Linked DNA regions of Mus musculus: region 2 is linked to region 1. A link is a loop called in an ENCODE intact Hi-C map of the cell type or tissue named here. Cell type or tissue: left cerebral cortex. All regions are shown on one strand. Each heading gives the region's core, and the rest is flanking DNA. Links, peaks and the distances in the headings are about the cores only. Region 1 has its middle 15 kb from the start of Gm34434. Region 2 has its middle 18 kb from the start of Gm46828.

What was found. A loop is a pair of places that touch in the nucleus more often than their neighbours do. Peaks named below come from ENCODE experiments on the same cell type or tissue, not always from the same donor. Only the 100,000 strongest peaks of a DNase experiment are listed, where the experiment ranks them.
Region 2: it touches region 1 in a loop (1.9-fold over the local background); 1 of 42 quality-filtered maps calls a loop at or near these places.

Annotation. Positions count from the first base shown.
Region 1 is chr3:144,365,350-144,369,737 of GRCm38, forward strand. No RefSeq gene overlaps it. Among named protein-coding and RNA genes, the nearest start is that of Gm34434, 15 kb to the right of the region's middle. In left cerebral cortex, for the core only: a CTCF peak has its summit at 2,266 (motif pointing left); DNase peaks (open chromatin) are centred at 1,943 and 2,269; H3K4me3 peaks cover 740 bases; H3K27ac peaks cover 277 bases.
Region 2 is chr3:144,252,497-144,256,884 of GRCm38, forward strand. No RefSeq gene overlaps it. Among named protein-coding and RNA genes, the nearest start is that of Gm46828, 18 kb to the left of the region's middle. In left cerebral cortex, for the core only: no CTCF peak of the experiment used is centred there; no DNase peak of the experiment used is centred there.

The sequences.
Region 1 (4,388 bases), core at 251-4,250:
TTCACATCCATCAGGCGATACAGTCTGCTCTCCCGTCTCTAGAAAGTTTTCTTCTCCTCACAGAAGAAAGGCGTCACCTCTCCCAGAGCTCAGGATCCTGGGTTTGGCTGAAATCTGTTCTCCTGCACCGCACATCTCTCTACACAAGGCCCACCACACACAAGCTGCCACACGGCCTATGTTTCAAGAGACACTGGGTAGGAATCCGTTTTTATTTTAGCAAGGACTCAGATCCGTTTGTCATTAATCCCCTCCCTTCTCGTCTCATCCTTCATCAGTCAAATGACATTTCAGGTACCACTGGACGCGGTTTAAAGGACAGAGCCTTCCTACCCTCCCTGTGTTTCAGAGGAGAACTGACTCAGGGGCCTAAGGGACTTTCTGTTCAATGAGGGGTTTGTGTTCAGACTTCCACGTGTGAGCAATTGACCAAGGGAACCTGTTAAAGAACTAGTCCAGTGGCCTCTAAGTGGAGCCTGGGGCAGTGATTCTCAGCTGCAGTACTCTGACAGAACCCTGGGCCCCACTCCACCCAACTCGGTCACTTTGGGACCCAAAAGCCCATAGTTTTATAAGTTTGTCAGGCAAGCCTGGCGGGGTGTCTCTAGACTACACCTGAGCCCATGAGTGTGTATCCACAACACCAAGATCATTTGCAGCGCAGGCTTGGGGAGAGCCTGGCTTCAGGATATTGGAATGTGAGGAGGTCAGGGCCAAAGGGCTGGACAAAGATGCTGGAGCCAGACGGGTCAAAGGTTACATGCCCATTCTTTTCCTTCTGAATCCAAGGAATGACTGAGACCCCCTTGTTTCCCTGCATCCAAATGCATCTGTCAGTAAGATAAAGAACGGCTTGTTCACTTCTTGCTGCATATTTCTCCCTGGGTCCCTTAAAAGCAGGCCTGTGCCCACCCCCCACCAGTCAGCATTGTGTGTGTGTGTGTTCTCTCTCTCTCTCTCTCTCTCTCTCTCTCTCTCTCTCTCCCTCCCTCCCTCCCTCCCTCCCTCCCTCCCTCCCTCCCTCCTCCTTCCCTTCCTTCTTCCCACCTACCAAGGTCTCACTCAGTAGTAGCATTCTCTGGCCTCAACTCACAGAGATCCCTCTGCCTCTGCTTTCCAAAGGCCAGGATTAAAATAGCTAGTTTTTTTCTGTTGCTCAATTGTCACAATCCAGTCTACCCAGTATAGTTTTCTTGTGTTTCCAGGCAATATCATAACTAGTCTGGACTTGAAGGATCAAGCCAAGCCACCTGGCCTAGAACCTGAAGCAGTTCTTACTTCTGTCACTAGAAATTATAATCCTTAATTTCACTTCATGACTTAAGGCGTCACCCATGGGCTCACTCTTTCTGCCCCTATTCAACTCCTAAGCAAGAGTAGAATTCACATAACCCTGCTTTAATTTTTAACATGTAAATAATTAATTCTCCATTTTAAGAACTCGTTAAAATGCTTCATTTCTTAATCAGCCCATTTGACTGGAAACAAAGGTGTCTGCTATTCAAGTTTTCGTTTGAGTCCTGTTAGTGTGTTAAAAGTTCCCCACATGATCTGGCTCTCACTCACTACCTCTGCAGCTGCCAATTAGGTTCCGAAGCCTCTATTTCAAAAAAAAAAAAAAAAAAAAAAAAAAAAAAAAGTTTCTCATTTTCTTTAAAAAAGAAAAAAAAATGTAATTAATGTCTGCTCATCACAGGGTTTCTTGTGTTCAGGCCCAGGGTGTTAAACATTTTTAGGTTGACTTGGGTCAGCTTTGAAATTTCTCAGACAGTGAAACTCGAGAAGGGCCTGCATGTTCTAGTGCTCCTCACTGCAGCCTGTTAAATATGGAGTGGATATTTAACATGGAGTTTTTGTGCTTCTCCGCTGACTTCAAGTGCACCAAATAGTTTACCAGACTATTAATTAAACGAGAGCGCTGCACGGATGCACATGCTTTTCAAAACCATTTGCATTGGCCCAATATTGCCCTTTAATTTTTCAGTCGCATTAAAGTAACACGACGAACCGCAAAGGGTAGCCGGCTGCGTGCCGGCAGAGATGCTAACGCTGATGAACCCGGAATGCTGAATTCTTTTCAAAAGAAGGGGAAAGAGCAGGAGAAGAAAAGAATTTGCCGGAAAGGAACTGACTCCATCCTGTTCATGTTCTGTATTGGTGCCACTTCTGGATGGAGGTTTTAATTTAACAGGATTTCACTGTTTGGGGAGGAGGGTCAGCCCCCATCTGTTTGGGACCAGAGTGAGCTCCACCTGGTGGTGCGATTGATTTCTGAATGAACTGGGCTTTCTTTCAGTACAATAGAGCAATTGTTTGGTTGCTTTTAAGCACTCGCATTCTTGGAATCTGATGGGTAAATAAATAAATAAATAAATCGCACCGCAGCGTGAGCTCTCCGGGCTGCTAATTGCGTCTGACCCATTAAGCTCTGTAGCCCCGGCTCCAACTCTGACACGGCTGACTTGGAGTTTGAAACGTAAATGGAAGGGCTGCCTTTGCAGGTCATCACACCGCACAGCATCCTTTGCTGGAGCACTTTCCAAGACCTGGAAGGGAGGGGAAACAGATATAGGCAATTATTCCAGGGCTGCACAGCTGTCGGCATTTGGGGCTGCCAGACACTGTCACTGTCCCATCTCTATCCAACTCCACCCAGGGAGGGAAGATAGGGTCAGACTGTCCCAGAGAACAGTGTGAGAGGTGTCACGCAACCATATGTTCATTGCTCCCCTGGGAGAGACCCAGAGGAGAGCTTTCCCCTCCCGCACCCACCTTTAAAAGCAGGTCTCTAGCTCCATCCTCGCTACCCATAAAGTCTCTTTACAAAGAGAGCCTATCGAGATTCTCTTTCTTTACAAAGGAAAGTTCCTCCACACCTAGGAAGCTTATCCAAAAGCAATAATCTGCACTGCTCGTCTGCCAGGGGCTTGTGCAAGGGTATGACTATTCCCCTTTAGCTCTGCATCCTCTTGGCATGGTCTCTCCCTGAGGGTTTCTGCTCTGGGTATATTTAACAGTGACTTTGAAAACAACCGGGGATGGTTTTTGTAAGGGATAGAAACAGGCCTGAGAGGAAGGAAGGGCAGCCACTGGAGAACACTACTGTGGGAGGAGGGACTTGCACGTCAAAGAGGCTTGGTGGGGAGGGTTGGGGAGAAGCTCAGAAGTAGATTGTAGCTGGGAGAGGAACTGAGGTCCAAGCCTCAGCTCTTAGGTAGCTCAGAGAGGCAGGGGTGGAAACTCTCAGAGAGGAAGGCTGCATGCGGGGACCCCCTGTGTCAGAACTGTCCCACAGCCTACAGCTGCACCCAAGGCAGAAGTCAAATCCCAGAACCGTCACTGCTTCCTAGATCTGTGAGCTTGCCTAAGCTATATAACTCCTCTGCCTCAGTTTACAAAACCCTCGGATACAGCAGGCATAGTAAGTAACACAAAAATATCCTTGTTGGGGGCAGGGGGGGGGAATTCCTCACTGAAGCGTGGCGTGACAAATCCCAAGGTTTGTGATCATTAGACTCAAGGCCAAGATTTATTTCATTTGCTGGAAGCATTTGAGCCTCCATAATCACCTGAGCTGCACAGGGCTTCCCAGAAAAGACAAAGTTAAGCATGAGTCCACAGCATCATAGTGAGGGTCTGGCTATGGCTAGGATGCCCTCTAGACTTTATACAGCTGCCTGCTACTCCAGTATAAGACTCTAACTATAAGACAGCCAAGGCCTTGATGCTTTGTATGCCTCAGGGCCCCACTGGTTTTCTACAGGTCCAGCCTTGCCAAGCTGTCTTTTGCACACATTTGAGGTCCCTACAACACCCTGTGACAAGGAGACAACACTTTGCTGTACACCAAGGTCAGGCTACAACGGGCTCTGCCATCTCTGTACTTCTGATCTTACTGTTTGTACATGCAATGGACAATCCTATGTGTCAGCTTGACTGAGGGATGGCAACGGAAAGCCACTCGTTCTTCCAGGCCCTGTGAAGGTATTTCTGAAAAAGATCTGTATTTGATTGATAGACTAAGACCACCCTTGCCAAGCCGGTATGCACAATCCAATCCGTGGAGTAGATCAGACAGGAGACAGAGGAAGAGTGAGTTCATTCTTTCTGCTTGAACTGGCATATCTACCTTCTGCTGCCCAGAGGCATCGACCCCTGGACCACAAACCTTCTTCACACTCTGACTGGAACCAATACCTCCAGCTCCCTTGGTTCTGAGGTCTTCGTGTATAGAACGAAAATATCTCCCAGGCTTCTGGTTCTCTGCCTTACAGACACTAGCTTCTGAATGTCCATAATCACATGAGCCAATATCTCTTTTATACATCCACATTTGTATCTACGGATTTAGTGTCTCTGGAGAACAATGACTAGTACAGCTGGATTTG
Region 2 (4,388 bases), core at 212-4,211, 110 kb before region 1:
GTACTAATTGCCTTGTAACAGGACTAACTCGAGGCACAAAACCTATACAAATATCTCACATTTTCGATCTGTAACAGACCATCAGGGGCCTTCTGACATGTGGAAACTCTCTGACCCAGTCCAACAGGATGGACCCAGACATTACATTCTGGTTACTCAACATGTATCTAGATTTATATATCTTTAAAATTGAAAGACAGAATTGGTCATGACATGTTTGTATTTCCTAATTAATTGCTGGAGCTCCTCATTAGTAGAACATTCCAGTGTCTCTCATACCTTTCTCCCTGAGTAACAATTTGAGAATTCTAGATTTTCACACAGCCAGACCTAAATGTGCATGCAGTTAGGAACTATGGAAGCTTCTTCAGTCCTCTATTCCTCAGTTTCTCATGTCACAGTGCAGTATGGTATATGGGAAACAGTACACCAGAGCTTGCTCGGCAAAACTGATTCTCTGGGGACAGAGTCATGGCAGGTACAGATCTTGAACAGGCTGGCCAGGCTTCTCTCGGGGAGGGTAGCAACAGGTCTCTGGGGCTTCTCTGACCTCAAAATGCAGGTCCCAGGCCCCAGATCTTTCTGCTTGTATACCTTAGCCTCTGAGTGCTGTTGTATTATTGTGGTTTTGGTTTTCCTGTGTCTACTCCCTCCTATCACGGGGGCAAATACCTCTAACATCCAGAAGAGTACACAGTATTGACGGTTTACGAAAAGCAGAAAAGGGCTGAACTTCAAAGGCAGAGCCCTGGGAGGGAACAGAGAGAGCGCTTCTGAGCCCCTGCAGTAGCCGGCATGGGAACCAAGGCTGCCTCTGCTCTCTGACACTGAGATTATATCACACACAAGAGAAACACTTGAGATCAAGCGAGACCATGAATCTAGGTCATTCTTCTCTGAGAGACTCTCTTTTCTCCCAGACTGGATGGGAAACAAAACGTTTGGTTTCCCAAAAAGCTCCCAATTCCAGCATTCAGGAGTTGCCACCATCAGAGATGGACAATCTCCCCCTGGGTTCCAATTTAGGAAACCTTAGAGGATTGATTATTCTGATTGGCCTGGTTTGAAGGCAGTGTCCACTCTCCGACCAATAAAGCCATGGCCAACCCTTGGGGAGATAAAGTCATGCTGCCCAGAAAAACTCAGGAACACCTGAGTTGGTGCCAGCCCTGACGAAGGGGCCGTTGTGAACCAGGAACCAACCCTGAGCACCTAGGGATGGAAGAGGCCGGTGCACTAACAGTTGCGTGCTGATTTCTGCCATTCTAAACAAGCTCTAAAGTACTGGGTCGGATGGGCTAAAAGCACATAGATTCTGAAGTGGTTTTTCTAGTCACCAAAGAACTACATGGAGCAATAAACACAGACTGCTTACATATATCTAGCCTTTTACTAAGCACTGAAGGAAAGGGTGGGACTTGGAGAGATGATTAAATGCTGGCCCTCGGGAAGCTTAATCACTGTCGGGTCACTTCCGATATAGGTGGATCTTGGAGATAGGCTAGTCCCAACAAAATCCTGGGAGGTTGGACACAGAGGGTTGATCTGTGGAGAGGATGGGCCAGGCTCTGAGCTCCGCTCTCCTTCCGGAATATCATTTGCCAAATCTCTTCTGCTCATAGGTGTGTTACATAAAACAGTATTTGGAAAACAAAAATAAAATAAAATAAAATAAAATAAAATAAAATAAAAAGTGAAGGGCGTAAGTTAACTGCCGATCCGTGTTAGGTCCTTCACTTTACTCCTAAGGACTCCAGCCAGGGCCCAGGAGATCAGCCCAGCCTATAAGCCTCACTGCCCCCCACCACCACCACCACACACCTAAGCAAAGATCTGGTTGGTGAGGCAGGCAGCCCCATCCCTCTCCTCCTGAGCCCAGGCTTCTGCTCTGCCACCAGCTCTTGCGTTAATCAGCCACCACAACCAAGAGGGCTGCTGTGGCCATTTGGAGAAGATGGCTCCCTCTTTTGGGTCATTCTCTAATAACCCAGCTAGCCAGTGGGGAAAGTGAAGGGCAGGAGGAGAGGAAGGCAGGGCACAGCCAGCAAAGCCGGGCAAGTCATGGACTAGAATGACTAATGTATGCCACAGCAAAGCATCGGAAAGCCAGGGATCCTGGGGTTGAGTTGGAGTGCACACGCCCACAGGCCGTGCTCCTTCTCCAGTGTATGACACCCTGTGCTGACCCCTTAGGAAAATGCAAGTTCTGTCTAGGGTTTCTTCTAGAGTGGCTATTTTTGACTCAAGTCAAAAGCCAGGTCTTTTTTCTTTTTCTGACTTTCTTAGACACAGTCTCATATTGTTCAGACCAGCTAAGGATAACTTTTGAGCTTCTAGTACTCCTGCCTCTACCTCCTGAGGTCTAGAATTACAGATAACTCCTACCCTGCCCCATCCATACAGTGCTAGGACTAAACCCAGGGCCTTGAGAATATTATACAAGAACTCTATAAGCTGAGCCTTGTCCCAGCCCATGGTTTTAGTGGCTTGGTGTTTGTTTGTTTGTTTGTTTTGTTTTGTTTCTTTTGGTTATTGGTTTTGTTTTGTTTTGTTTTGTTTGGTTGGTTTTTTTTTTTTTTTTGGTTTTTCTGAGTTTTGTGAGCTTTGGTTGCTGTTGTTGTTTTTATTCTTCCAAGGAAGAGGCTATGATGCAGCTGTGAGAGAAGGATGAGAGACCATCCCTGGCAGATAGTAGGTGTTCAACAAACACAAGTGGTGGGAACACAAGTGTGAGTCACTGGGACACAGTCCCTTGTGTGTTTCTTCTGGATGTTCAAGAAGACATGCGAGTTAAAGATCGTAGAGTTTATAGCAGTATCTCATGGGCTATAAATCTCAGCAGTGCAGTCTTAAAAATCACCACTGCCTACTGAAAATCCATTAAACTCCATTCATAGTCCAGAAACCAGGGCGGAAAAAAAATCCTGCAACTTCTGCCTGTGGCTTCTCTGCTCGCCTTACCATTTCTTCTAACTTTACTCCAGAAAAAAAAAATCTCTAGGGAAATGAAATTAAGCCGTTTCCCAGATTTACTTTGCAAAATTAGTCCTGGGCTGGCCTTTAACAAGGCAAACACATTCTGCGGAGTCGCAGGAACAACAGCACAGCATTCCTGGACCGAGGCTTGGAGCCCATGGAGCCAGACAGGCTGAACAGGCAGAAGACAAGGATGTGTGTTTTGTAGCAAGTGCTGCCTTCAAGGCTGCTTGTCCAGGGGCAGAGACCTCTCTCCCTTGCCCTCTGGTTGGACCTTGCCCTTTCCTGCTCTTGGAAGTGGCATATGTTTACTGTCCCTGCGTGTCTAGGCTAGGGAACTGTTATTCAAAATCACTAAGTCAGGCCACGGTCTTATACAAGTTTCTAGAGACTGTCACCAGAGTGATACAGTGCCCCCATCTAAATGTCCCTCTTCTTGGAGTCTTGAGATGATGTGGCCTTTCTTGACACAGAAGCTGCCCGCCATGGTGAGTCACCCATCAGAGGCCCTGCTTGCCAAGGACTACATGGCACAATTTGCCTGGAAATGAAGAAATTCCATTCTAAATCTGCATATTCATCATTCTAGGAAGATAAACACAGTGTAAAGCTAACTAAAATATTTAATAGTCAACATTTAATAATTCCCAGATCATATGTGGGACAAGCTCTCATACGGAGGCCACCGCCATACTCATAAATAGGAAATTATGCAGGCAGTGGTCAGGAAAGCTCTCTCCCCTTCCCATAATAGATTGTCTTTCATTCAGTGTGGGTTTCAACAGTTGCCCCAGGAGAAAATAACGCCTACTCTATCCTTGCCTTGTGGACCAGAGGTCGTGGTATTTAGCAGTCCTGGAATGCCCTGTATCTGAGAGTTTCTTATCTCCCCGCCCCTCAAGGAGCTTTGCTCTGGTTTCTCTCCTGAAAAACAAACAGTAGCTACGGCAATAAAAAAATTATGGACAAAGTCAAACAGCCACATGAATTCGGACCCCAGTCAGGTAAGGATGCCTTCAGAAGGAAGTCCAAATCCGAAGCAAATCCTTAGCCTGTGGCTTTGGACCTGAAAATGCAGCTCATTGGCTCCTGCAAGGGCTAAGGGGGACATTTTAAGAGACAAGGATCAATAGAAGCTCCTTCCACTGACAAATGGGTGGATTTCCTTTTTGTCCATACATTTACTGATTTTGTTTGAGTATGTGGCTGAGTAGTTGGATTCAAGACAGAGTCTTGCTAGATAGGCCAAGCTGGCCTCAAACTTGCGATCTTCCCGCCTCTGCCTCCCCCCATGCTGAGAACGACAAGCCTCTGTTATCAGACCCAGCTCACTTGGTCTCTTCTTATTTATTTATCCATGATATATCTATTTATGTATTAGTTTGCAGTACTAAGGTTGGGAACTGTTGAAC